Regions from separate parts of the Homo sapiens genome. Here all the other regions are linked to region 6. Evidence: chromatin loops called from intact Hi-C (ENCODE). Cell type or tissue: mammary epithelial cell. All regions are shown on one strand. Region 1 has its middle 66 kb from the start of NDUFS5. Region 2 has its middle 110 kb from the start of LINC01685. Region 3 has its middle 130 kb from the start of RRAGC. Region 4 has its middle 24 kb from the start of RRAGC. Region 5 has its middle 39 kb from the start of RRAGC. Region 6 has its middle 14 kb from the start of UTP11. Region 7 overlaps LOC105378657 (a long non-coding RNA gene).

Region 1 (4,000 bases), 1.1 Mb after region 6:
TGGAATGGCAGTTTGGCTCATGCCTTTCTGTTTGTTATGGGAGAAGCCTAGGCTGAAGGTAGGAATGCAGAGGAAGGACTGGTTACTTTGGGGACTGTGGAAGGCCATCATTTCTCAGTCTCATGGGCTCAGGGGTTAGATGCCACCAGAGTAGCTGACACTGCAGCAGGATCTAGGGCTGCACTTGTTCTTTATTTCAGCAGTCCTCCCCTTGAGGAAAGGTCTGTGAACAGATCCATCATCACTAAAGTGTTATATGGAGCCTGGCTGGCCTCCTTTTTCTGGTTGCTGTGGCTAGGGCCTGCCATGATTTGGCCCGGCCACTGCTTGTTGCCACATGTCAGTTACAAGCCTGCCAGCCTGAAAGCCCTGTCTTGGCTTTCCTGTAGGAGCAGAATAGGTGTCCCTTGCTGGAATCTCTGCCTGGATCTGGGATACTGCTACAGGGAAGGTCTGAAGCCCCTATAACTTGAAGGGTGATGATTATGAGCTGAAGCTTCTGTCTTAAGCTGTGCCCCACCCCTACCCCAGAAGATACCAGGCTTTTGCCTTGTGGTCAGGGGAGGATTCTGCCTGGGGCCTCAGTGGATGTCTCTGGGATGCCCTCCCCCACTCATTCACACATTTCTTCATGTGCTCACTCTTCCATTCATTCACGCAAAGGGCTGGCTTTGGGAGTCAGCTGGAGCCCTAGTTTCATTGCTCACTTGCTAATTGGGTGACCCTGGGACGTTAGTCACTTCATTGAGCCTCAGTTTCTTACAGTTAAAATGGGGGAGCAAGAGCACTACCTCAGAGACTTGCACAGTAGATTAAATAAGGTAGTTGGGAGTAGGATGCTTGGCCCAGTACCTGCTATATATTCAGCCCTTGATAATTTTTTTTTTGAGACAGAGTCTCGCTCTGTCACCAGGCTGGAGTGCAGTGGCACGATCTCGGCTTACTGCAGCCTCCACCTCCCAAATTCAAGCGATTCTCCTGCCTCAGCCTCTGGAGTAGCTGGGACTACAGGTGTGCGCCACCATGCCCAGCTGATTTTTGTATTTTTAGTAGAGACCCATGGTGGGTTTCACCTTGTTGGCCAGGATGGTCTCAATCTCTTGACCTCGTGATCCACCTGCTTTGGCCTCCCAAAGTGCTGGGATTACAGCCACTGCACCCGGCTGCCCTTGATACATATTAGCTCTTTTCATGAATATCATTCATTCACTCATACACTTGTTCATAGATTCATGAATGTGCTGATTTATCCCCTTGCTTATTCACTGATTACACACTTGCTTATTTAACAAATATCCCTAGGGCTACTTTGCTCTAGGCTCAGACTGCACTTCAGAGCCCAGCTCCTGCCTATGAAGACCGTTAGAATGCAGCATGAACTGAGCTACGTTGCAAGTCCAAAGAGTTTTGAGGAAGTTCTGGAAGGGAAGGCACTTCTACTCCTGCCCCTCCCTGGCTTAGAGCAATGATAGTATTTCTTCTGGGGCTGGGAAAAGAAATAGGAATTAGCCAGGACAACCTGAAGAGACAGGGCACTTCCCGGTGGTTTGCATCTATTCTTGCTCTCCTTTCTTTGGCTTTCGTAGGAAGGAAAGAAGGAAAATGAAGAGAGAACAGCTGGTGAGAATTAGGAACTAAAGAATCTAGACGGTGGTTTGGGGAGTGAACTCTGGACTCAGTTTAGGAGCACCTTAGAGCTGGTGCCAGCTGGGTTCCTCCGGTGAATAATAGCTGGTAAAGTCACTGTGTAGAGTCCTAGATGGGTGCCAGGCATTTTACATACATCATTTAATCCTCATAGAACCCTGGGAAGTAGTTGCTATTCTCAACAGAAATGTTAAGTAACTTGTCTGAGGTTATACACTGAGCAAATAATGGAGCTGGGATTCAGCATTACTTAATGTGCATGGCGCCCCCTGGCCCTCAACATGTACAATATGCCCTTTGCAGTTATTCAAGTGCTGAGTTTCTGGTCAGCCTAACTCCAAAGCCCTGGCACTTTTCAGGATATTTCAAACATAGTAAAGTAGTGAGAATAGTACAGTGAACCCCCATCACCCAGAAACAAGAATGATCAATTAATTCATGGCCAATTTTATTTCATTCATACACCGCTGTCAGTGGAAAAAACACAGTTCCTGTTTTTTCTTTTTTCTTTTCTTTCTTTTTTTTTTGAGATGGAGTCTCTCTCTGTTGCCCAGGCTAGAGTGCTGTGGTGCCATCTCAGCTCACTGCAACCTCCGCCTCCCGGGTTCAAGCAATTCTCTGCCTCAGCCCCCCGAGTAACTGGGATTACAGGTGCCTGACACCATGCCCAGCTAATTTTTTTGTATTTTTTAGTAGAGACGGGGTTTCACCATCTTGGCCAGGCTGGCCTTGAACTCCTGACCTCATGATCCACCCGCCTGGGCCTCCGAAAGTGCTGGGATTACAGGTGTGAGCCACCGCGCCTGGCAAGTTCCTGTTTTTCCATTCTCTTACTCAACAATCAACACAAGAAGACTTCTGTGACGCCAAGATATGTGGGGACTTCTCCCCGCCAGCAAGTTAAACAATAGTTCTGCAGTGGACACCAGCGGGGTGTCCTCCAGTTCAATTACAACACTGTCTACCTGGAAATAGCATCAGATCTCACAGTTTGAGGGTTCAGTCCCCAAGACATTCCCCTACTCCACTTCTTTTTTTTTTTTTTTTTTTTTTTTTTTGAGATGATGTCTTGCTCTTGTTGCCCAGGCTGGAGTGCAATGGCTCAATCTCTGCTCATTGCAACCACCGCCTCCTGGGTTCAAGGGATTCTCCTGCCTCAGCCTTCTGAGTAGCTGGAATAACATGTGCGCGCCACCACGCCTGGCTAATTTTTTTTTTTTTTTTTTTTTTGAGACGGAGTCTTGCCCTGTCACCAGGCTGGAGTGCAGTGGTGCGATCTCGGCTCACTGCAACTTCTGCCTGCCGGGTTCAAGTGATTCTCCTGCTTCAGCCTCCCGAGTAGCTGGGACTACACGCACACGCCATCACACCCAGCTAATTTTTGTATTTTTAGTAGACACGGGGTTTCATCATGTTGGCCAGGATGGTCTTAATCTCTTGACCTTGTGATCTGCCCACCTTGGCCTCCCAAAGTGCTGGGATTACAGGTGTGAGCCATCACGCCCGGCCAAGGGATTCTTTTCTTTTTTTTGAGACGGAGTCTTGCGCTTTTGCCTAGGCTGGAGTGCAGTGGTGTGAACTTGGCTCACTGCAACCTCTGCCTCCCGGGTTCTCCTGTCTCAGCCTCCTGAGTAGCTGGGATTACAGGCGTGCGCCACCACACCTGGCTAATTTTTGTATTTGTAGTAGAAATGGGGTTTCACCGCGTTGGCCAGGCTGGTCTCGAACTCCTGACCTCAGGTGATCCACCGCCTCGGCCTCCCAAAGTGCTGGGATTACAGGCGTGAGCCACGGTGCCCAGCCCCACCCCACTCCACTTCTAATGCCAATCACAAGACTCAGATTTTTTTTACCTGTGCTTCTGACTGACTGGCTATAATGGGGTGCTGGCTGGGTGCAGTGACTCATACCTGTAATCCCAGCATTTTGAGAGGCCAAGGTGGGAGGCTCGCTTGAAGCCAGGAGTTCGAGACCAGCCTGGATAATATAGTGAGACCCCGTCTCCACAAAAAATAAAGCAAAATTAGCCAGGCAGGAGAATCGCTTGAACGCGGGAGGTGGAGGTTGTGGTGAACTGAGCTCACGCCATTGCACTTCAGCCTGGGCAACAAGAGTGAAATTTTGTCTCCAAAAAAAAAAAAAGAAAAGAAAAAAGAAAGAAATCGGGCCGCGCATGGTGGCTCACGCCTGTAATCCCAGCACTTTGGGAGGCCCAGGCGGGCAGATCACCTGAGGTCAGGAGTTCGATACCAGCCTCAACACGGAGAAACCCTGTCTCTACTAAAAATACAAAATTAGCCGGGCGTGGTGGTGCATGCCTGTAATCCCAGCTACTCGGGAGGCTGAGGCAGGA
Region 2 (4,000 bases), 560 kb after region 6:
CATTCACTTCTTAGCAACGTTTCTTCACCTTGTTCTTCTGTATCCTCCTCACCAGAGCGCAAGCTGCCTGAGGGGGGGACTTTTGTTTTGATCACCACTGACATATCTGCCTCAGAATCCAGAATAGTGCCTGGCACATAGTAGGCACTCAATAAATAGCTGTTGTATGAACAGACGGATGAACCAATGAACCAATAAATGAATGGATCCCTCGTTTCCTTGGAACTCCCTAAATCCCCACACACCAGTATCTCTGGATTCTAGCACAGTGCCTGACACATAGTAAGCGCTTTAAAAATGTGCAATATGCTTGAATAAAATTCTCCTCCCCCTTCTCACTTTGCTCCTTCCCCTCCTTCCTCAGGAATTTCTTTGTCCCTCCTCCTCCCCTTGGCCCCTTATTAAGTGTCTACAGTCCTTGGGGTTTTGTCCTTGTTCCTCTGCAATTCCCACTCTGCAGAAAATGCTCTGTGAGTGATCTCATCCACTCCCACGCTTTCAGCTTCCATCCCCACACCGATGCATGAAGCTGAAAGTAGAAAAAAAAAAAAAAAAACTAAACTAAAAACCGAAATCATTGACTTGGAAGTCCTTAGGAACCTCAAAGCTTGGCAGGTTGAAGGTGTGGCAGAATAATGGATTGAAAATTTAATTTACATTTTGTTTTCCCTGATGTAAGAGAGTCAGAGAAATGATGCGTATTTTATTCTCTGTAATTTTTCCTCACCAATTCTAAGAAAGTACCCAGGACATCTTGCCTCGGGGACGGTGGTGTTGGCTAGACTGAGGGCAAAATTAGCCTGAAGCCTGGCACTTGCCTTTGAAAACAAACTCAGCAAGATAATTCTGGGTCAGAGTTTCTCAGCCTCAGCACTGTTGGCATTTTGAGATGGATAATTTTTTGTTGTGAGGCCATCCTGTGCGTGCCTACCATCATCCCTGGCCTCCATCTCCTAGATGCTAGGAGCACCCTTCCCGCAAGTTGTAACAACCAAAAATCTCCCGGCAATGCCAAACATCCCCTGGGGATGGGGCACAGTGGAGCACGGGGTGGGTGGGTGGGTTACGGGGAGGTGGGAGTGTCGATGGGGGCGGGGCAGGGAATTATCCCTGGCTGAGAAACACTGTGCTAGATAGATCATCCACAAAAGGAGAGAACAGGGGCCCGATGGAAACTGCCAACCTTGGGAATTGGACAGCTTCCCCTACACTGGGAATGGGGGACCCATGAGATTCCAGGAACCACAGTTGGTTCCTCCTTGTTATGTGCTGGGCCACAACCAAAACACAGGTTTCCTTTCCCAGGATCCTCCTGGCTTAGCACGGTCTCTAGTCCTTCCAAGATGGCAGCAGTGTGTAGAGGGAAGGCAGTCTTGGAGCTCTCAGAGTCATTTGGGGTGCTGACTTCCTCGGTCCCGAATGCCTGCCTGCAGGCTTCTGCCTGGTTCCCTGGCTGGGTCCGTGGGCCAGTGATTTCTAGCCTCCCTCTCCACCCCAGGGCTGCTCTTGGCTGCCCCCTTGCTGTCAGGAGCCCCTACTGCAGCAAGACACAGATCAAATCTGTGGGAAGTTTGCTCCTTGTTAGGATAACGTTTGACAAACTGCTTAAAGCATCCCCCAAATCCCCTCAATGTCTTTAGTCCTCTGAGGCTGAATCTTCCAGTAAAGATGACATCCTTTTTAGATCTCTGCTCCCTCCTTGTCAGAAAGTTGTACTCTATGGGCCAGGTACCGTGGCTCATGCCTGTAATCCCAACACCTTAGGAGGACAAGGTGAGGGGATCACTTGAGCCCAGAAGTTTGAGACCAGCCTGGGCAACATAGTGGAGCCCCGTTTCTACAAAAATAAATAAATTAGCCAGGCGTAATGGTGCACTCCTGTAGTCCCAGCTACTCGGGAGACTGAGGTGGGAGGATGGCTTGAGCCCAGGAGGTAGAAGTTACAGTGACCGGTGATTGCACCACTGCACTCCAGCCTAGGTGACAGAGAGAGACCCTGTCTCAAAAAATAAATAAATAAATAAATAAAGCTGTATTCTACATAGCACCAAAGAATGAACACTGCCCAGTGAACGATGATTTCAACTCCATCTCCTCAAAATTGTCCTGCACTTTACAGAAGCTCCTGCTTCACTGAGTCCTTATAAGTGAGTGACATTTTGCAAATACATTGGACTTCCCATTGGTTCCTCCCCAACAGCCACTGGCAACTGGCCAGGCCCAGAAATCCAGATGTGTCCTCTCCATCTGCTAAGTCCTGCCAGACATATGAAGGATGCTTTCTCTTTATCCTTTTCTGTCAGGAGTGTCTGGTAATCCCACTCCTAAACAACCCTGAACATCCCTGCATTTCTGCCAAGCTCTCTAAGGCATTCCAAACTCAGGGCATGCTGTCTCCATCACTGTTGGTTTGTTTGGTGTCCTGTAATGCACGCACATTCTCATCTTCCCAAATGTCTTATGTGCAACCATAGATGGAATTACATATGGACTCTTGGACTTGGGAATAATGCCATGAATTAACATTCTCTTCTAAAATGAATTAATATTTTCCCCTAAAACATTTGTTTATAGAGAATCTTTCTAAAGTGCTCTCTCAAAAAGTCCTGTAACTCTCTTCCAGGGATTCCTTTTTTCACAGCCCATTGATGAAGAGAAAACACGTTTCTCGTTGCTTGAGGTTTCCCTATCAATTTCTCTGTACAGTCCTCAAGTTCTGGGATCGCCAAAGTCCAGTGGGTTCTTCTGCCTCGGAGACTGCCAGCTGAGGCGTGTCAGAGGTCATCCTCCTGCGTCCCAGTTTTTATGTCATGGTAAGTACCAGCAAAAGGCCTGTGTTGGTTGAGTGATGGCCTATCTCTCTCTGCCCATTGCTAATTGGGGTGCACAGAGAATGTATGCGGAGACTGGCAAGATGCTGCCGCCTGTCTATGACCCGTGAAGGAAGGCTAACCCCGGACAGAGGGGAGACCTGGTCCCACTGCATGGCTCAGTTTGTCCAGAGATGCTGTGGTAATGCCTCACCATAGCAGGTCCACAACCTCTCAACCCCACCACCCACCCTGGGAAGTTTCAAGCTCCCACAACATACCCCAGGCAGGGTCATTCTCTGCACCTGGGCCACTGACATCAGGCCCCATCAGAATTTGTAAAGGAACATGGGCTAGGTCGTGGGCATAGAATGACTGAAACAATAGTGATTTCTATGTTCAAGATACTTCTTCCTTCATTTGCCTAGACCTCTTTGAGGTTTCACTGGCCTCAGAGAGAAGGCCTGGGATTACAGGATGGTAGCTTCCATAGAAGGGCCTTGGATCACAGGCAGGTTTGAACCTATGATTTCTTGGGCCTGTCTTGCTCTGGCCTTGGGCAGAGAACCACCCCCATTACTCACACATTGTGCCCCAATCCCACCCACTGAGAGGCCCTGGGACCTGGCTGGGAATCAGGAGCCCCACCCACCCCTCCCACCGGTGGGTAGAACATGCAAGCTGTTGTGTCACTCTGAGCTCAGTCCTGGCCTGTGTTCAGGGCTCTGGGCCAAGCCTCCAGGGGTTCAGTAAGCTGCAGACTCCCCCAGGGCCCTGGGAGTGGAGCACTGTCCTGGGCATCTGCCTGGTTACTCCTCTCACCTCCACAGCTTTGGCTTCATTTACATCACCCTGAATCTTGTTCTGAAAAATCTTTTACAGTAGGAAGGAACCCAGCCAGGGGACCTCTCTGGCCAGGGGCCAAACTCCAAATCAGAGCATTCAGAAGACTCTGCTGCTCACATCCAACCTGCTTCCCCTCTGGCCTGTGGACAATGACTCCTGAGGATCAAACCCACAAGGGAGTGTATTTCTCAGCCTTGGACTGGCCTTGTTCAGGTTTTCTCCTCTCTCCCTACACCCTCCACTCCCCCAGCATAGAGGTTCTAGCTGCCCAGGGCGGGCACTACACAGATGGACTAATTGGGACTGGCACCCATGGGTGTGAAAATCGTCAACTATCTATACTG
Region 3 (4,000 bases), 700 kb after region 6:
GAGAATTATAAACCCTGCCCTGCCCACTCATGAGGCTGTTATAAGAACCGAGGAATGGATGTGAAAGAACTTTGTAAGCTCCCTCCCATGTTAGCATCATGTGATTAGGACATTGCTGAGGTTTTTTTTCCTGGATTGTCCTTTTGTCCCAAGACCCCAGGTTTCCTTCTGTCCACCCTAGCACCTCATCTATGCTCCCTGGACTCTGCCTTCCCACCCAGAGTGAGAGGGTGAGGAATAGATAGTGTTTAGGAAATTAGCTAGGAGGTAACAGCTCTCAGCTATCACGGCAAATGCACCCACTTGGGTTGTCTGAAGATGACTGTGTGAAGACAAGGCTGGGGCTTAAGAGGTGGAGTACAAAGGGACCTGGGCGTCAAGTCCGAGCCCGTAGCACCCTGGACAGGTCATCCTGCTCTTGGAGCCTCTTTTCCCCCCTCAGATAGGAATGTTGATAATTTGAGGTGCCTTTCATGGCTATTCTAAGGCTCAACATAGAAAACAGGCCAGAACAGCTGGGCGCAGTGGCTCCTATCTGTAATCCCAGCACTTTGGGAGGCCGAGGCGGGCAGGTCACCTGAGGTCAGGAGTTAGAGACCAGAACATGGCAAAACCCCGTCTCTACTAAAAATACAAAAATTAGCCGGGCATGGTGGCACACGCATGTAATCCCGGCTACATGGGAGGCCAAGGCAGGAGAATCGCTTGAACCCAGGAGGCAGAAGTTGCAGTGAGCTGAGATCACGCCACTGCATTCCAGTCTGGGCAACAGAGTGAGACTCCGTCTCAAGAAAAAAAAGAAAGACAGAGAGAGAGAGAGAGGGAGGGAGGGAGGGAGGAAGGAAGGAAGAAAGAAAGAAAAAGAAAGAAAGAAAGAAAAAAGAAAGAAAGAAAGAGAAAGAAAGAAAGAAAGAAAGAAAGAAAGAAAGAAAGAAAGAAAGAAAGAAAAAAAGAAAACGGGCTAGAGAAGTGCGGGGCATTCATTTGCTTCTCATCCTTTTAGCCTGCATTCAGAGGGGGTAAGGACCAGGCTGGGGTTCCGGCAGCCAGTCCCCTCCCACCTCTCACCTGGCAGCAGCTTCCTGCTCCCAAACCCAGCAGGCTTTGCCACAGGAAAAGTGCCCTGGTGGGCTGGGGGCACTCCCTAGTCTCTGCAAGATTGGCCCTGACTCTGCAGGATCTCTTCGGGCTGCACCACATCCTGCAGATGCCACAGGCACTGTCTCTGTAGGAGGGTCACCACCGCTTCCACAGAAGCCCTGGTAATCCCAAGGATTCTAACCAGGCTGTGATGGGGATGCCGTGCCTGGCTCCTCCAGGGGAAAGGTGCTGATGCACAAAACCTTTGCTCCTTTTCCTGCTATGTCCCACAGCTTCAAACACAGTGCTGACAGAAGAACCACGTGAATTCTGGACTTCATGCATGAAGATTGTTTTCATCCCAAAAAGCTGTGTTTGGAACAAAGGTAGCTCCTTACAGGAAACCTGAGGGGGTTCTTTGGGTGACTTGGTGAGGCTCTGGCAAGGTGGATTGGAGGGCAGTGGGCTCAGACCAGGGTTCTGGGTCCTGGTCTGCTCTCTGCTGCTTGGGTGAATTGGTCCTTGGTCTTGGGTGAATTCTTCCCACTGTGCAGTGAAGTTAATCTATAATTAAGGGTTCTGCATCAGTCTCCAGGGATCATTCCTGCTCAAACTTCTGTTCTTCATATATTACTATTCTCCTGGGTTTCTTCTGGCCTGAGTACTTTTCACTCTAGCCAAGATGCTCAATATCATCTGTTTTGCTAATCCAGGCAACTATAGTAACAGTGTCCATGTACAGGGTCTTTTATTATGCCCATTTTATACAGTAGAAAATCAAGGCTCAGAGAAGTTGACTGACCCCAAATGGAGAGCCAAGACTCAACCTCAGGTTTTGACTCAGCTTCAGATCCCAAGCTTTTACTCATCACACACTGGCACTTTCCCAGGTGGCTGCCTTAGTCGAATACTGGCCCATTTACAATCAACATAGTTGTAGGACAATCTGTGTCTCTCGTGCTAAATTGTTTTCAAATTCTGATACACAGAAAACTAATTCCACTGAACATTAATAGGTTTTCCTTGGGAACAACAACAAAAATGTTTCATCATCAAATGAATTTGACCCTAAGTAAAACAAGTAAACAGTTTCTTTGTACCTGCAGGACTTCTCAGGGCCTTTAAGATGCCAGTAAGGTATGCCATTTACTCCTGACCTTTATCCATGGACCCTTTCCTCCTTCTTTTTTCTTGAGCAACCTGTGTTCTACTAACAGATTAGGCTTCTGCAACTTCACTACTAAAAGTGTGATTCCCAGACAAGCAGGATGCAGCATTGCCTGGCAGTTAGTCAGAAATGCAGACTCTCAGGCCCCACCCAGACCTGCTGAATCAGAGCCTGCACTTTAAGAAGATGTGCAGGTGGTTCACATTGAAATTTGAGAAGCACTGGCCTGTAGTAAACATATTGGGAAACATGGCTGATTCATCATGGACTGTGTCCGTGTACTAGCCATCAACCCGTAAAATCAAGCAGGGACAAAAGTATCAAGCATTATTTGGCATTACGTGGACCAAACAACTAGATTTGGAATTAAGTCGAGATGCTGTAACATCACATAGAAATAATCCAAGCTAGTTCCCACAATGGAAAGTTTCTTCCCATTCCTAGGGAGATGTAAAAATGGATGGAGATGAAGGGATGACCAATACCCTTTCCTACAGCCATTCCTAAAATGTAGACATGGAAAGTATTGCATACCTCTTCCTAAAATGTAGAGGTCTTTAAATTCTTAGAAAGAGTGCACCTCTGTTTCCCTGGATCCCCTCTCAATTACAGAAGTGGTCAAGGTTAGTGAGTGTCCCAGATATTTTCACCTGGGATGCTCTTGGGAAATGGCACATTGGCCCCTAACCTGGGAACTGAAAAGACAGCCTCAAGGGTACAGAAGCTTGTCTTAAGGTTTTAAAAATCACAGCTGAAATGACCCATTCATGCAAGATAAGACCTGTGCCTCAAGAAAAATGCCTTTGCTTTTGGCTGCAATTATTTCAATTCATGTGGTCACACTCTCTCAAGCTGACCTGACATTTCAAGCTGCAGCTTGATATATCTTTGCTCAACAAAAGATGGGAAACAAATTAGTTTTTACTTAATGACTTCAATGTTTTGGGGAGAAAAAATCTTTGAGTTTGTGTGCAGAGGTTCAGTAACTGGCCAGAAGACATACAGCTTGTAAGCGATGGTGTCTGACTTAGAACCCAGATCTGACTGACCCCCAAGTCAGGACTCTCTCTATTATGGAGGCAGTTCAAGGACACACACACATTTTGTCATCCTCTTCATATTACTTGTCCCTAAACCTCTCCTTTTATAATGCAAAGTACTTCTGCTAAACCCCATGTTCCTCCCCACCTTCCCATCCCTATTCTATCTTTGGTTTTAAAAACTTTCATTCATCTTTATTGAATTCCTTTTTTCAGGTGCTGCCAAATTTACCAGCTGGCCAAGATTTTTCCCCATTCTATATTGTCATGCATGCAAATCATTTTGCTAGTGCTCCCCACAAATAGGACGACTCTGCGTCCTTTAGTCAGGTACTGAGCTCCATAGTCCCCTCTGGAAATCAGGTAACTAGCAACCTGTCAATCAATTTGGATGCATCTCACAGACAAGGTACTCAAGATGGAACTCCTAATTCCTCCCCAAGTCTTCCCACCTGCAGCATGGTACCACCATCAATTCAGCTGGGGGAGGGAGGAATCTAATCCTCTGTATTCCTCGTCCCCCACATCTTATCTATCAGTAAGTTCTTTCCACTCAACCTCCAATAGAAGTGCTAAATCCACCACTTCTTGCCTTCACCACTGTCACCAGCAGTTCTAAATCACTATCGTCTCTCACCTGGACCCCTGCAAGTGTCCTAATTAGTCTTCCTGCAACTATTCATGCCCCTTCCAGCACCTGTTCCACAAGGCA
Region 4 (4,000 bases), 810 kb after region 6:
TGCCAATTTGCATGGAGATAAGAGAGAGGCCATGGAAAGAAAGGAAGGAATATTCACAATTTGCTAAAATGTGTGTGCCAGCACCTCTTTTTTAAAGAAAAGCAAAAAGAATATTGTAGAAAATTAATATTCCATTTCTCTAAGTCAAGTTCCTGTCTGTTCGGCAGGTTACTTTGTAATAAACCAAATTAATTGTCTCCCACATGCCTTCTAATATTTTATCAGTCCAGGCTGGGTGTGGTGGCTCACGCCTGTAATCCCAGCACTCTGGGAGGCCGAGGCGAGCAGATCACTTGAAGTTAAGAGTTCGAGACCAGCCTGGCCAACATGGTGAAACCCCATCTCTACTAAAAGCACAAAACATTAGCCAGGCCTGGTGGTGCACGCCTGTAATCCCAGCTACTCAGAAGGCTGAGGCAGGAGAACTACTTGAATCCAGGAGGTGGAGGTTGCAGTGAGCCGAGATCACGCCACTGCACTCCAGCCTGGGCAACAGAGTGAGACTCCATCTCAAAACAAAACACACAATAACAAATATATATATTTGATCAGTTCAAAAGATGCATTTTAAAGTGTAAGAATCTTAAAGTGGAAGTTGCAGCACTTTGCGGGCAACACGTTGGTAGTAACTGGCATTTTCAAGTGTGGGGAGGAACAACTAGTTTCCTGCCATTCAGTTCCTCATTATAACAGTCCTTTGCAATTTTCTCAATTATATTTTAAACAGGTCTGAAGATGCACTGGTGTATCTAGTTCTTTTTACACTAAAATTTGTCTTTGCAGAGCAAAGTCACAGCTGGGGATTGTGAAGCAATTACATGGCTCTAGAAGAAAGAAAAACAAGCTGGGAGCAATGACTCACACCTGTAATCCCAGCACTTTGGGAAGCTGAGGCAGTGGAGGATTGCCTGATCCCAGGAGTCTGAGACCAGCCTGGGCAACATGGAGAGACCCTCATCTCTACATTAAAAAGAAAATTAGCCAGGCATGGTGGTGCATGCCTGTAGTCCCAGCTATTCGGGAGGCTGAGGCAGGAGGATCGCTTGAGCCTGGGAGGTTGAGGTCGCAGGGAGCTATGATCGTGCCACTGCACTCCAGCCTGTATGACAGAGCAAGACCTTGTCTCAAAAAAAAAAAAAAAAGGAAAAATAAGTACCCATGGAAGGATAAGGTTCTGCAGCCTTTTCCTTTGCCATATTTTATCTCTCAAGCATAAGTGTGAAATAATTTCAACAAACCTCATTTGACACAAAGAAAAGTGGTGAAAACAGATATTTTAATTCAAATATGTGGCATTTCTTTCCATGGAGTCTTGAAGACCACACACATTTACAACAGATGGATTAGAAGAGGAAGCAAGAAGTTCTGCCTGCTATAGGAATGTGGCTACAGCTGTCTTAAGGCCCTTTTGTAACTAGTAATACATAAAGCAAATGATGTTAATGACCTTCGTTTTACCCAACCCCTCACTAAAAAGTGGAAATCATCAACTGCTCCACTTCCAATAAGATGTCTCAAATCAGTCCTGAATGTTATCCTAGGGAAAATACTTCAGGAATTTTTTGGATCTCTAAGTTAGGTGTGCACTTAGGTGATACGGGCAATACAAACTTTCAGGACAGAGCACACATGCAGAAGCCAGAAAGCAAGAAGCTGTGTTTAGATAATACAACACTGCCACCTAGAGGCCATACACTAAGGACTTGGACACCATCACCAAACAGGCTGAAAAGGTAGACAAGCTGCCTGTGCTTCGCAGCACATCTGGCTTAAATGAGTAAAGATACTGAGGAAATGTTACAGAGTAGTTAAATATGCTTCCTGCTCACTACCTACAAAGACAGGTGTTGAACTAGCCATCCAAGAAACCAGTTTGGTGATGGTTGTATTAAGATACTTGGAAAACAGTGTAAAAATCATACTTCCAATCTCATGAAAACATTTCAAAACTGTGAATTTATTACACACTGATTGAATGAATATGCATTTCTTTAATGTGTCAAATAAACCTAGGAACATGGGATATAAACCAAGGTAAACAGGCTTCCTTATTGCAGGTCTTCTCAGAACCTTTCATATTTGACTGTATGTAGAAAATCTCCAAAGAGAGACTACAGATTGCAAGTTTCCAAAACTTAACTATAGAATCCTTTTGTTGTTGTTGTTGTTTTCTTTCTTTCAAAACACACCAGTGAGCAAACTCGCCCTCCCTACTAGGAAAGGAAGGTCGAGTGGTAGTTTGCGGCTGCAGGTTATGGAATCAAACTGCATGGGTTCCCATTCTAACTCTACCACTTTACAATTGAGCCGTTCTGTATCTATTTCCCCTTCTGTAACATAGGAATATAACACCTACTTCCCAAGGAGTTGTGAAGATTACAAGGTAATACACGTAAACCACCTAAAATAATTAGTGGTGGTTGGCTTTCCCTTCAAGTCCTTCTTGGATGTTATTTGTATCCAAAGTATCCTAATGTACCGTTCCGGGAAGTTACTATTAACAAATAACACTCACCTGGCACGGTGGCTCATGCCTGTAATCCCAGCACTTTGGGAGGCCGAGGCAGGTGGATCACCTGAGGTCGGGAGTTCAAGACCAGCCTGGCCAAAATGGAGAAACCCCATCTCTACCGAAAAAATACAAAATTAGCCGGGTGTGGTGGCGCATGCCTGTAATCCCAGCTACTCAGGAGCCTGAGGCAGGAGAATCGCTTGAATCCGGGAGGTGGATGTTGCGGTGAGCCAAGATTGCGCCATTGCACTCCAGCCGCCTGGGTGACAAGAGCGAAATTTTGTCTCAAAAAAAAAAAAAAAAAAAAAACCTCTCCAGTTATGCCCAGCTGCTGTCCACATTCCCCTTACAGACTATGTTCCTTTGGGACCCCCAAGAGGGACAGGGGGAGCATTTAAACTAACTAGCTTACTTACTAGCTTAGATGGAAAACAGTGGTACTAATAATCTCTTTTGAATAACTGGAAGGGCTTTCAGCATTTGCAAAACAAAGGATAGAGATCCTTACCAAAGTCCAAAATTCACACACAGTGCTTTCTCCAACAATGCTTGATTTTATCTTTTAAATCATTTCTCCACACAGAACTCAAGATGTAGAAGGTAAATTAACTCCCAAATACCTCCAGCATTCTATATTGAGATATTATATACATGCATATATGTATGTGTGTGTATATATGAATGTGAATGGGAGAGGTGGTGGTATGTGAAATAGCTAAAATACCTTGCTGCTTAAGACTTTAAGGTATTTTTTAACCATCTGTCCTAGTTCTCTTTGAAGTAGACTGGTAGAGATCAACATCCACTGGGATGCAAAACATTTCAAGCAAAACCCTGATCATTTTATTCTCCGTTTTCTTCATCCTGAGTTGTCTCCTTTCACATTTACTTTCTATTTCACAATTAAAGACTTCTCCTTAATCACTGACTGAATTTATAATTTTCAGTAACAGGAAAACATAACATTTATTGGGCATCTATGTACCACATGCATCTTGAAATATTCTCTCCATTTAACCAATGGGAGCCTAAGGCCGGAGGCTGCAAGTAAAGGCATGCCACGCTGGGCTGCCAGGCCTGGAGGACAAGCCCTGTTTTGCCACTAATTAGATCTATGATGAGGCTGGCCACCCTTAGTGTACCCTCAACAGTGCCAGTTCACACCTGCTGCTCAGGCATCCTTACTAATGGCATCCCTTCCACTCTCAACAGTATCTGGAATTTAAGTTATACAGTCTTCCTAGCTACAGCCTCAACAAGGCTCCTTATCCCTCTGCACCTGTTTCCAAAATCTGAAAAAGAAGACAGGATTAGATAGTTTCACAAGAGTTTTTTCAAGCTGTTTCTGTGATTTCCATTTCAGAATTAAAACAGCTTCTAAAGTAGTCCAATTACAAAATTTAAAGATCTTTCAATCTGTCTTCCTCCCACTGATAAACTAATGTCTATTTTTCTCTGATTAGTTTAGACCCAACCTGTTTGTATAGA
Region 5 (4,000 bases), 790 kb after region 6:
CCTCGGAGACCAAGGCTGCCATCTAGCGGCCACGCGGGGCGCCGTCGGGGACCGGAGCCGGGCCGAGCGCTGGGGGCTCCCGGGTCCGCGGCTGCGCGGCGGGGTTCCCAGACCCGGGACTTAGGCGCAAGCTTCAGAGCGAGCTGTGTGACCCTGGGCACGCCCAGCCCTCTTTGATCAACCGTCCTTTCTCGGTAAAACCGAGAGGATACAACTCCTCTGCTCGGGGTCGTCGGGAAACGCAGGACCGAGGGACGGCGCCCCCTCCTTCCCGAGACCACCCGCCCCATCCACTCCGCACCGCACTCCCGTCCAGGGAAGTCTTAAGGAACCCAGTCCCCCTAGACGAGAGGTGGAAGGAGGCGCTGGGGAAATCCTGCAAAGCAGGAATCCGCACTGAACAGCAGGATCCTTTTCCAGGAATTGTAAACCCAGAATTGTAAATAAAATGCTAATGATTTATTCGTGCTCAAACGCCGGGGGCTGCGTCGCCGCTTTTGAAGACAGCTCCAAGCGTGGCTTTCCAGGAAGGCAGGCCTCCCCGCGGCGCCTTCCAGGGCTCCCCGGGGCCTCCTCCCTGGCCGCGGGTCCGGGCTGGGGGACAGGCAGTGGTTCTTGTTGGAGCGCTCCCAACCCGTCCTTCACTGAGACCCGGGTGGTGGTGGAGGAGGTCTTTTTCCTTCCATCCACAGCCGAGTCAGACCCCTCAGCATTCACCCATCATGCATGCAACCAATGCTTCCCCATCGCCAAATACCTACTAAACCCTTAGCTGACCATTGGCAGTCAAAAAACAATCGTGAGAATCACATCTGGTGGGGAAGATTGACTCGATGAATAATCCTACAAATAAACGCGTGCTTCTAAATTACAGTGTCCGGGATAGGGGTAGGGGTGGGGCTGGGGAAGGTAAATACAGTTTTTTAGCTTCCGGGATGTTTTCCATCAAAGTTCTGAGAGCCTGAAGGGGCGCTGAAGGGGCGCTGAAGGGATCGAGTCTAGCCTTCTCTTGTGAGTCTTGACTACCCTACATATTTAAGGTATTTCATTAAAGGGTGAGCTTTAAAAAAATAATAAAATAAATAATTCAAGCAATATGCATTTGCATCTGTGGCTGCCATGGTAGCTCTCTGATGCCTGACCTGGCTGGGGAAGGTGGGAGCCCGGGGGGGGCGGGTCACTGATCTTAGGCAGGAGGAGGTAGAAAACAAGGACTTTCCTTCAAACTATGCAGCCTGTCCAGCTGACCAGAGCAGCAGAGATGGCTCAGTTTTCAGCTGCCTCTCCTGAGTTGACAGGAGGCATGCAAGAGACCCCAGAAGTGGGCTCAGAGCTACCTAGAGAAGCTTCCGTGGTCACAGGGCCTCCACCTCAGGGCCAGGAGACCTGGAGTGGCCCTACCCAGCTCTCCCACAACTCCCTGCAAAAGCACATTGCAGGCTTTGTTTGTTTTCAATAAAAGCTTCTCTTTCCCACACTCCCTTTATATAGTTTCTAGAGAAATAGCACGTCTGGTTAATACTGACCTTCCTAAGGTCTTTTTGAATGTAAGACACAAATGTATCAAGGATGATCAAGGTTCCTACCTCTACCAGCAAGCTGATTTTTTGCATTTGGTGGGCCTCCATCAGACCACCAAGGAAACAGTCATAGATTGTACTGTGGAGGAAATTCAGGCGTCCCGCGGAGGCCTAAGCTGAGTGACCTTTATTCTTGTGTTCACTGGACAAATGTTTATTGATCTCCGCCTATAGACTGACTCCATCCTGGGCCTTGGGGATTTAAGACAGATAAAACAACTCCTGCTCCCAGTGGGCTCACAACCTGAGTCAGGTGCCTCCTTTGCAAAGTAAGGAATTCTGGGATTGCCACCCCTTGCCCCTTGGACCTCCCACCACCTCCACACACACAATTATATGTCCCTTAAATTAGTGTATATTTTGAGGGAATTCATGAAACAATCAGGTCCCTGAAGCTTAAAAAAAAAAAAAGTGATATTTGGTCAGAGCAACCAGGAACAAAGTCCAAAAACAACCTCTTTGGGGTACCCTTGTTGCAATACCCATACCCTAGGCTGAGCTATGTTAAGGATCACACTTTACTTCACAGGGCAGTGTTCTAGTAGATTTCTTTAAAATAATTCACAGTGTTGGAATCTCACAATGTTGGATCAAAGAAATAAGACACAAAAGAGCACACACAGTATGACTCTATTTACATAAAGTTTAAAGCAGGCAGTAATATGCTATTTGGGTGTAAAATTATGAAGAAAGGCAAGGAAATGATCATCACAAAAATTAAGATCATGATCACTTCTAGGAGAGAGAGTGTTGAGATAAAGGACTCTTAGCTCATATGGTGGGTTTCTGTGAGGCTGGCAATACTCCATTTTTGACCTGGGTGGTGGTTACAAAGGTATTTGCTTATAAATTATTTGTCAGATTGTATCTATGTTTTATGCACTTTTACATATGTAATAGCCCCAAATTTTAAAAATGTTAATAAAAAGATAAAGGAAGAAAAAGAACATCCAGCCTATTTTTAAAATGCATTATAATTTTCTCAAACTGAATTCTTCAGTTTGGGTGTCTGTATCTTGCCTGAATTCTCTATCACTGCTTGTATCAACCATTTGATGGTTGCAACAGGTTCTGATCCTGACTCAGCCTTACAGACACTGGGAAGGCAAAAAGCTGAGCCCAGGAGACTTGCACTCTAGTTCTACAGTATTACTAATTCATTGTATGACCTTCCCTCTCTGGGCCTCAGTTTCCTCTACTGCACAATGGCAGGGGTTACAGGAGATGACTTCTCAGGTCTGTGGTCATGTGACAGGTGCCTCGGATCCCACACATCTTGCAGTGATGTCACTGCCAGAACAAGTGAACATCCCCAAAGCAAAGCCATCAAACACCCAAGGTGGCCCTCTGATACTGCCACAGACTGTTTCTGGGGGCTGGCACCCTGCCTTTCACCACCTCCAGAATCTACAGCTAGAGAATCACTCCATCAGTTCTCAGATTCCTCCCCTCTGCGGAGACAAGAAATGTCTTTGGGCCTGATGTCCCTCGGGGATGTGAACACCGCTAAAATCCCATTGATTAATCGGGTCCCACCCTTGGATCAATGGCTGGCATTAGAGGAGCTTAGCGCAGTTTTATTAGTCTGGCTGCCCTCTTGCAGATGTTATAGATGAAGAAATAAAATGAGGAGGAGAGGGAAAAAGGACAAAATCATTAGTCTGAAAGGAGCAAAAGAGCATCTTCTCTGTTTTGTATTCAGATTTAGAGCTGCGCTGTCCAAGCCAGGAGCACACACAACAATCCATTTGTATGCTGTTTCCAGGAGTTCAGCTAGGCCTCCTGCTTTCCCACTTTGCCTGATCGCTGAGATCCCAGGAGCATTTGGTCCGCAGCAATTGCCAGCCCAACCTCTGAAGCCATTTTGCAGGGCTACGAAAACACCTGAGGTCCCATTCATTCATTTATTCATTTCTCACAAGGGCAGAAGGCTTTTGCCTGACGTAGGGAAACAGGCCTAAGTATCTACCAGATAATCCATCTTGAAAATGTCATATTTGCTCTGAAGGGACTGGTCCTTCCACAGGCCTTGCAGAGAAGCCTGCTATAGCCCTCACCTTACCAAAGCTTTGGTTCCAACAGAGAAAACCCAAGGGCTCAGCTTGCTAAAGCTCTCCAGAGAGGCACTTTGAATTAAGACCAGAAATGCTTTTAAAAGACTCTGGTCTCTGGTCTTCTAATGATGACCTCTTCCTTAATTTTGTGATGGCTTCATCTGCCTCTTTCGATCATCTAGGTAGCTATAAAAAGCTGAACACCTCCTACTAACCCCATTAGGATGAAAGCGGAGGATTTTATTATTCATTTTTCATAGGAAGAAGCTCAAACTCCCCCAGGAAGTGTAAAAGGTAGGTTTTGATGTATCTGGTTATGGAGAGGTTGCAACAAAGCAGACCCTCCGAGAATGGGAATGTCTTGTG
Region 6 (4,000 bases):
CAAATCAGTATAGGCCTGGCTGTGTCTCTGTCCTCTGCACTCCATGCCAACTCACAATTCCAAGGCTAGAATAGCTTGGTGCAGACCTTCACTCTGGGAATATGGACCCCTGGGTGTGTTGGCCAGCTTCTTTCTCTTCTCTGGTTCTCTCCTTCCTTTGTTTGCCCATATCAGGATTATAGGCCAAGGACAGTAAGGACAGGACTGAACATGCTTAGAGCAAACATGGGAGAACAGGGAGCGGGGTTCTGGGGGGCTTGCGTAGCCCTTACACCAAGGAGGGAGAACAGCCATGTGTGGATTGTAAGGCTTTAAAAGAAAATTGTTAATGCTTAATAAGTGCCCATGACTGTGAGCTTCCTGTACAAGCCTAGACTAGAAGCCTGTTTCCTCAGGGTGTACCCAGTGGAATTTAAATCAGGGGCCCTGGAAAACAGCAAGAAGGGTCAGGAAACAGAAACCAGTAGGTTTTGCCTTCAGGAAGGAAATGCTTCCCATTGTGTGTATGCACTCCCTTCTGGGGAGGTGCTGAGCTCAGTCAATGCTGAAAGTTTTAGAGACTTGAGGATCAAACCAGGGAAGGGACTCATCATAGTGATACTAGACAGGGGAGTGAGCAGACTAAGCAGCAGTCTGATCCTGGGGTCAAACAGCTGGATGCTGCTGCTCCGTCTCTTGCCCCTGCTGGGTGGGAAAGTGGGGGAGAGGATAGGGAATAGACCTAAATGCCTTCTCACGAACCACACACCCACATGAAGGTAGGCTCGCCTCATGGAATCTCATGTTCACAGATGCACAAGGCACATATAACTCAGGCCTCATAAACAGGTACAGGCATACCTACACACCGTCTGGCACAGGAGCACAAACAGTGACGTTTGAAGAGCCACACTCCCAGGCCAAATGGAGCAGGAAAGTGCATCCTTTTGGTGTACTGTGAGTTCCAGGCTGAAGGTAATCGGAGTGCTGTAAGGGGAGCTGGGTGTTCTGAATTGCTGTTACACTGAGTGCTGTCTCCAAGACTCAAGGATTTTAAGCAAAGAGATTGGCTGTCCCTGTGACTAAGCAAAGACAGGCCCCAGCCCCATGTATTCTGAGAATTGGCCAGGGCTTTGCCGCTTTGGTACTCAGTGGGACCCTAGACTCTTGGCTTGTTGGGGAGGGAAGAGTATTGTTTGCTTAGCCGCCCTTTTTGGCCTAGGGGTGATTTGGGCTGTTGGTGGCATACTGCTCTAGCTGTGCCAAGGGGGCTGTGGGCAGCCTATGGAGCTGGAGGGATTTTCTGAGTCAGGACTTGTTTGGCTCAGGTCTCTTGTACAAACCAAGTCTCCAAACAGCAGTTCTATGGTGATGTGGACCCTTCAGGTCTGTCCAACAGAGAATTCAGTAAGCCTGGCTCAGTCTTAGTCTGTTGCTGCATCCTAGGGCCCTTCCCACCAAAGCAGGAGAGTGTCAAGCCCTAGCTTTATTCTTGAATAAGTTCATCTTTTTCTTTGAGACAGAGTCTTGCTCTGTCACCCAGGCTGGAGTGCAGTGGCGCGATCTTGGTTCACAGCAACCTCCGCCTCCTGGGTTCAAGCGATTCTCTTGCCTCAGCCTCTCTAGTAGCTGGAATTACAGGCGCAGAGACGGGGTTTCGCCATGTTGGCCAGGCTGGTCTCGAACTCCTGATCTCAGGCGATCCACCTCTCCTTGGCTTCTCAAAGTGCTGGGATTACAGGCATGAGCCACTGCTCCTAGCCAATCTTTTTCTGATTTCTAACTGCTTCCTGGTGCCAGGGTGGAAAAGGGCCCAGCAGGTGGAGCTGCTGCCCCTTTGCTGGGATTCCTTCTCAGGGACTTGGTGTCCACCCACCCAGCACACTTGTCTTCTTTCAAAAGTGTCCTTGTACTTAGGAAGTACTTGCATGTGTTTGCTTATTGAATTTAATGCTAGGGGGGAGAGCTCCCATGAAGAAATGGGATTTTCTCACCCTGAGTTTGAGATGAGTGTGGCCCCAGGAGGAAGACTGGGCAGGAAGGTGCTTTTCCTTCCTGTTTCTAGTGAGGACCATGCAGGGAGGTCTCTGTCACATAGCCCCAAGTTTCCCATAGGGTGGTTCCACCCAGACCTGGGAGGGGTCTCCCTCCGTGCAGCTTTAAGCATCTGTTTGTCGCTCACTGTCCTCTCCCCCATGCTGCTGACGGTGGGGCACTGAGCAGTTAGAGCTGCACGTCCTCCAGCAGGGAAGGCAGCCAACAGATGCAGACTCGCTCTGCCTACCTGTGGAGGCCGGTGAGGCCAGGGCCTGTTGGGACTTGAAACAGTGAGGCAAGTGGGTGTGTGGTGCTGGGCTCCCCGCTCAAGTTCTCCCAGCGTGCCAGTTCCCGGAGCCTTATGTGCAGGGTGTTGGGGAAGGGCGGGCTGAATCGTGGGTGGGAGTCTTGGCTCAAAGCCCCAGGTGAGTGGAGGAATTGGGGGCGGACCTGAAGTACTGTCTTGAAGTGGACCTGGCAGGCCTCTTGGGCTTGTGCAGCTGCCTCCCCGGGTCAGAGGGTGCGCCCTCTGTACCCAACCAGGTCTCCACAGGTCTGTCTCAGCAAAAAGTGCAGGGAAGGATCAGAGAGAAGCTGTAAAACAAAGGGAGGCAGAGCTTCCCTTCCCAAGCCTACTGCTGAGAGGTTGGAGTGTAGAGGAGGCTGCCTAGTTCATGCTTCTGCCTGTTCTTTCCTCAACTGCTCTGGCCAGAGGGAAGAACGTCTCCGCTGCTTCTCAGGCTCCCTGTAAGGAATTTCCTGGCTCCCTATTCCTGGATCCATCATCATCACATTTAGGAAGTCTTGTCCAGTCTACTCCTAGGTGAAGCATACACCTAGGTCTCCTTGTTCATCTTGTCCGCTTCGCTTAATGCAAAGGGAACAAACTGCTTGGGGCTGGGGTGGTTGCACAGTCCAGCCCTGTGCTCCTGCGTGGTGGTAGGAGAGGCTCGTCCAGAACGGAGCTAAGGACCCAGCTTTTTCTAGGCAAGAGGAATATATCAAGGGAACTGCTGTGTTTAGGGGTAAGCAGAGGATGGAAAGGGCTTCCTTTCCCCTCCCTGCATCTGTCACCTGACGGCCATGCTCAGATCGGGTTAATGAAACTGTGGTGCCCCAGGCAGCTGGGCAGCACCCCCCTGCCCTGAATCAGCCTGAGTCATTTACAGCTTTCTCCCAGTTACCCCAAAGGCTTCTCTCAGAGGTGACAAATGTAGGGGGTTGGTTTCGGGTTTCATGTTTTCACATTACTGGGTGGAAAAAAGAAAAAACACCTTTCCAAACCAAAAAAACCAGCTTCTATAGCAGAAACAACTTGTCCCGAGAGCACTGAAAATTTCCCCATCCTCTCTCCTCATCTGCTCAGAGACACTGAGACCAGTGATGGAGGGGTTAAGGGGAGGGGTTGGAGTCAGGCTGAGTGGAGTGTTGGGGACAGCCCCTTTGGAGGTGGCAGCACCTGCCTTCCTGCTTATAGGCAGGGGAGGACCTTTGCAGGGCCCTGCAGCTCTGAAGCCTGTGGTCTCCAGTGCCCAGAGATGGATTGCCAGGGCATGGGACAGTGAACTCAGGGTGGCGAGGGACCAGGGAAGGAAGGGACCATCTCCCCTCCCTAGCTATTTTGATCCCAGGAGGTCTGGGACAGGTGTCCCTCCCTGGCAGAGGGTTCTTGAGGTGGAGTGGTAGGTGGAATATAGAAGGTCCATCTGGCACATGGAGCCTAGGGGGCAGCACCCCCTCCTCTTGCTGGCTGGTAGCATTGTAGACCACCCCAGCCCCCCGCCAGGGGCAGATGGTCTCCATAGCAGATGGAGACTAGGCTGGCAGTGGCAGGATGGGCTTTCTAGTCTCAGCCTGGCCACTCTGGCTAATAAGACAATCCGGGGGCAGTGACAGGGCTAACTGCTGGTGTGTGTGTGTGTGTGTGTGTGTGTGTGTATGTGTATGTGTGTGTGTATATAGGTGTGTAGGAGAGGGAGCCCTG
Region 7 (4,000 bases), 470 kb after region 6:
CTCTCAGGCTGCTCAAAAAATAGCTTTTGACTGTGGCCTTTAACAATATGATAATTTATTTAAAACAGATACAGTCCTGAAAGTGACCCACTTAAAATTATTAAAGAGATACTGTGTTTATTTTTGCTGTCCATAAAACAGAAAATGGTTTATGAATATGCAAACCGATCTGATGTAATTAGCATGATTGGCTCCTACTGCACTCCGTTTTATGTGGTTAGAAGAGTAGATGCAGAAACTAATGAGGTCATGTTAATGTGCCTGTGAAGAGAGCTTCAGCTGTCAGAACAACGAAGGCAAATGTCTGGGAGAATCTTTTCTTTTCCACAAAATCACTGAAAGTGGGCATGAATAGGGTGAGATCCCGCCTGTGTGCTGGGGAGCCACCAGGTCCAGGAGCCACTTTGCCTACTGCATGCAAGGAGTTGAGATGAGAAATAAAAATCTATGTCCATTCAGAGCAATGATTAATGTGGTATTTAATTATCTAGAAAGTCTTCAACAAGTGCTAATAACTGAAACTCCTCGGGCAGTCAGCACATGCCACACAGTCCCATTAGACATGCTAACACCCTATCCCCTGGCCCTCCTTAATTAAAATAAGAGGCAAAAATGTTAACTGTGCACCGACCACCTCTGGGGATTAATCTGCCCTGATCATAGCACCCGAGGAAGCAGGTTGCTCACCCGAGCATGGACACTGACATACCAGACTCCTCCTCCTCCCTGAGCGCCGCTACCCACCTGGTAAATGCAGGCCCCTGCCCCTGCTGGGAGAAGGGAAGAGGAAGGGAGGCTGGCCGCAAGTGGGCAGGGGTGCCTTTTAATCTGAATGCCAGAAGGCATGTCTCAGAAATCTTCTTAGATATTGAACAGGACATACAGCCTGCCACTGAGCTTTTCCTTTTACATCTCTCCTAAAGCATAAACATATGAACTTGAAAACCTTATTTTCAATTTCTGCCAGCTCCTCTATGGCTCTAAAAATATACTTCTCCTCTTTGTATCCCCTCCCTCCAACACACACACACACACACACACACACACACACACACACACATTGTGCAACAGAAACAAAGAACGTCTTGAGAGCTCAAATGTTAAAAGGGAGGAGACCAGTCGAAAGTGAAAAATGAGGCTTTGGTGCTAATCAAAGACTCAACTGAGTTCGATGTAAAGAGACCTCACGGGAAAGACATTGCATTTGCTCATTCTAAAGACACTTAAACTAAAAGAAAAGGAAATGGTGTTCTTCAGCCTGCACCTGGTAGCAACCTTGACTCCTGCCTTTGGAGAAACAGCTGGTCCATTTCTGATGGTCTCTTCAGTTACAGAATCTCAAAGAAGAATATTTATTGCATGGCTACTACATGCCTGGCACTTTCCTGGGTTCTGCAAAGTAGGAATTTGTATCCCCATTATACAGAGGTGGAAACTGAGGCTTAGAGAGGATAAATAACTTGTCCATAACCAAACAGCTAGTAAACGGCAGAGGCAGGCTCTGAATCCAAGACTGTCTTACTTAAAGGTTCACGTTCTTTCACTATATCATCTTAGGATGCAGGGCAAAAGGAGAGACATGGGTGTGGGTCCCGCCCTGTGATGTCTTAAGTTTGGCTTGTTTAAGGAAAAGAACATTTACCAAAAATATTTTTACAACTTTGAAAATGGGTGGGAACTCCACAGTGGAAAATGACAGAATATGTTGCCCAAGAAACCCCAAGGAAAGGAATTGACAGGAAACATGAAAGCTGGGTCTTTTTCACCCTGGCCTCCCAACACCCACAACTCTGTACCCAGCATCCTGGCCACATGAAACTTACCTGCCACTTCCCAAGCACTTCACGAATATGCACATCTCCAGTCCTTTGCCCATGCTGTGTCCTCTGCCTGGATCTCCTTCTCTTTGCATACTCCACTTCACTTCTCCCCATGAAAATTTGCCTCTCCTTCAAGGCAGTACCTGGATTTTCCTTCTTTTACAGGATTACAGTCCTACAGATAAAGCACATTGAACCTACCTCTGTGTTATATCATTACCACACTAGATTATAGCTGCTTGTTCATATGTCTGCCTTTTTGGCTGGACTGTGTGTTCTTTGAGCTAAGGGAGCTGAATGTGTGTCCAGAACCCTTAGCCAGTGCCAGATACATAGAAGGTGTCCCATAAATGTTTGTTGAATGCATCAGTGAATGAATAAAGGAATAAGTAAATTTTTAAGAAGTGTATGGCCCTTTTCTTAGGGATTTCCACAACTTTGGAGAACATACTTAGATCATTTCTTTCTTTTGCTCACAAGGAGCCATGTCCATAGGCAGGGTGCAGTTCCCATCCGTAACAGCAGAGGCATGAATGCACACATATCAAAAAGTCCCATCCTAATCTGAAATCTCCATCCAGTTTCTCAATTTCATCCTGATTTCATGGCACCATATACCTCTCTGTCATAAATCTTTATCACTATTGTAATTTTACATCTAGTTAGGTGATTCTTTGATTAATAGCAAGCAGCGACCTCCTCTTTGGGCTCTGGGCTCTGTAGGGGCAGGTTTTGTTGGTCTTATCCTACCTTTAATCACTGCTGTATATCCCACACCTAGCCCAGTGCCTGGCACGGAGTAGGTGCTCCATAAGTATCTGCTGAATTAATGAACACGTGATAAAGTGGTTTGACCTTAGCCAAGTCACTTCTTCTGAGACTTTTTCTTTCCATCTCTGCTATCAGGTCTTCCATCTGCTATTCCATGATGCTGGAATAGCTCCTCACTTCCTGGAAGTGAAAGCTTTTAGTCTCTAGAAGGCCCAGGTAAAAATTCAAATCTATTACCCAAGCAAGAGTATACTAAAACAAGAGCAAATGATGGCATACAAATTGGCCAGCCACCAGGAAGCAAGGCCTTGACAATAAGCAAGGAGATATGTGTGGTTGTGGTGAGTCATGGAGGGGCCCAGCTGGAGGGACCAGGCCCTGGCATGGCTGTCAGGGCCCAGAACCCCCGGGGAACAGTACTATGGCTCAATATAGGGAGACAAGAGGAGGGGAGAAGCAAGGAGCGTGGTATCACTTCCTAGGGCTGACATAACAAAGTACCACAAACTAGAGGGCTTAAAGCAACAGAAAGTTATTACCCCATAGTTTTGGAGACCAGAAGTCTGACATCAAGGCATTAGAAGGTCCATGCTCCCTACCAAGCCTTTAGAGGAGGGTCCCTCCTTGCCACTTCCAGCTTTGCATAGCTCCAGTCATTCTTTGGCTTATGGCAGCATCACTTGAAACTCTTCCTCCATCTTTCCATGGCCAACTTCCCTTTGTATCTTTATAACATCCCCCTTCTGTGAGCCATGTCTCCTCTTACAAGGACACCAGTCATATCGGATTAGGGCCCACCCTCCTCCAATTTGACCTCATCTTAACAGGATTACATCTGCAAGGACCTTTTTTCCAAATAAGGTCACATTCACGGGTACCAGGGGTTGGGATTTAAACATATCTTTTGGGAGAACATAATTCAACCCATATCAGGGGTCAAAAGCAGACTCTAGTTCAGCAAACTTTTGACCACTGCTATGTGCCAGGCCTTGTGCAGGTCTAGATGAAGAAAAAAAATGAATCAGATATAAATATTAATACAAAGTACAGAAAGGAGACATCACATCCTCAAAGGGGCATTTGATGCTATGAGCATCGGATGAGAAGAAGGCAAGATCATGTTCAGTCATGGAAAAAATTCAGAGGTGGTTGGGCTTCAGACACTTGTTGGAGAATAGATCAGAGTTCAACAGACGAATATGGGGACAGCAAAATGTGGTCCAGGAAAGGGAAGAGCATAAGCAGGTCATGCAGCACAGAACTGATGCTGTACCCTCTGATGGTGTGTACAGTTTTTAAGCAGAGAATCATAAAGTGATTCGATTCTGGTTTTCACAAAAATCCCAGCCACCTCAGTAGGACATCGGAGGCCCTGACTGATCCAGTCCCTATCTAGTTACTGGTCCAGA

The links. Peaks named below come from ENCODE experiments on the same cell type or tissue, not always from the same donor. Only the 100,000 strongest peaks of a DNase experiment are listed, where the experiment ranks them.
Region 1: it touches region 6 in a loop (8-fold over the local background); 4 of 110 quality-filtered maps call a loop at or near these places.
Region 2: it touches region 6 in a loop (18-fold over the local background); 22 of 110 quality-filtered maps call a loop at or near these places.
Region 3: a loop joins it to region 6, with 2.9 times the contacts of the local background. A loop is called at or near these places in 2 of 110 quality-filtered maps.
Region 4: a loop joins it to region 6, with 8 times the contacts of the local background. A loop is called at or near these places in 69 of 110 quality-filtered maps.
Region 5: it touches region 6 in a loop (8-fold over the local background); 75 of 110 quality-filtered maps call a loop at or near these places.
Region 7: a loop joins it to region 6, with 2.5 times the contacts of the local background. A loop is called at or near these places in 6 of 110 quality-filtered maps.

Annotation. Positions count from the first base shown.
Region 1 is chr1:39,090,628-39,094,627 of GRCh38, forward strand. It overlaps a transcript of MACF1 not described here. Among named protein-coding and RNA genes, the nearest start is that of NDUFS5, 66 kb to the left of the region's middle. In mammary epithelial cell, a CTCF peak has its summit at 1,914; a DNase peak (open chromatin) is centred at 1,914.
Region 2 is chr1:38,585,723-38,589,722 of GRCh38, forward strand. No RefSeq gene overlaps it. Among named protein-coding and RNA genes, the nearest start is that of LINC01685, 110 kb to the left of the region's middle. In mammary epithelial cell, a CTCF peak has its summit at 1,522; a DNase peak (open chromatin) is centred at 3,479.
Region 3 is chr1:38,728,757-38,732,756 of GRCh38, forward strand. No RefSeq gene overlaps it. Among named protein-coding and RNA genes, the nearest start is that of RRAGC, 130 kb to the right of the region's middle. In mammary epithelial cell, no CTCF peak of the experiment used is centred here; a DNase peak (open chromatin) is centred at 2,385.
Region 4 is chr1:38,833,746-38,837,745 of GRCh38, forward strand. No RefSeq gene overlaps it. Among named protein-coding and RNA genes, the nearest start is that of RRAGC, 24 kb to the right of the region's middle. In mammary epithelial cell, a CTCF peak has its summit at 1,701 (motif pointing left); a DNase peak (open chromatin) is centred at 1,676.
Region 5 is chr1:38,818,313-38,822,312 of GRCh38, forward strand. No RefSeq gene overlaps it. Among named protein-coding and RNA genes, the nearest start is that of RRAGC, 39 kb to the right of the region's middle. RefSeq lists silencers at 1-161, 1,052-1,219. In mammary epithelial cell, a CTCF peak has its summit at 21 (motif pointing left); no DNase peak of the experiment used is centred here; H3K27me3 peaks cover 229 bases.
Region 6 is chr1:38,025,003-38,029,002 of GRCh38, forward strand. No RefSeq gene overlaps it. Among named protein-coding and RNA genes, the nearest start is that of UTP11, 14 kb to the left of the region's middle. RefSeq lists enhancers at 1,101-1,600, 1,767-2,319, 2,320-2,871, 3,691-3,740. In mammary epithelial cell, CTCF peaks have their summits at 1,809 (motif pointing right) and 3,701; DNase peaks (open chromatin) are centred at 1,809, 2,289 and 3,189; H3K4me3 peaks cover 158 bases; H3K27ac peaks cover 2,562 bases.
Region 7 is chr1:38,498,173-38,502,172 of GRCh38, forward strand. LOC105378657 (a long non-coding RNA gene) reads right to left here. Exons shown (of 4, transcript XR_947210.3): 2 at 1,824-1,995. Among named protein-coding and RNA genes, the nearest start is that of LINC01685, 25 kb to the left of the region's middle. In mammary epithelial cell, a CTCF peak has its summit at 2,337; no DNase peak of the experiment used is centred here.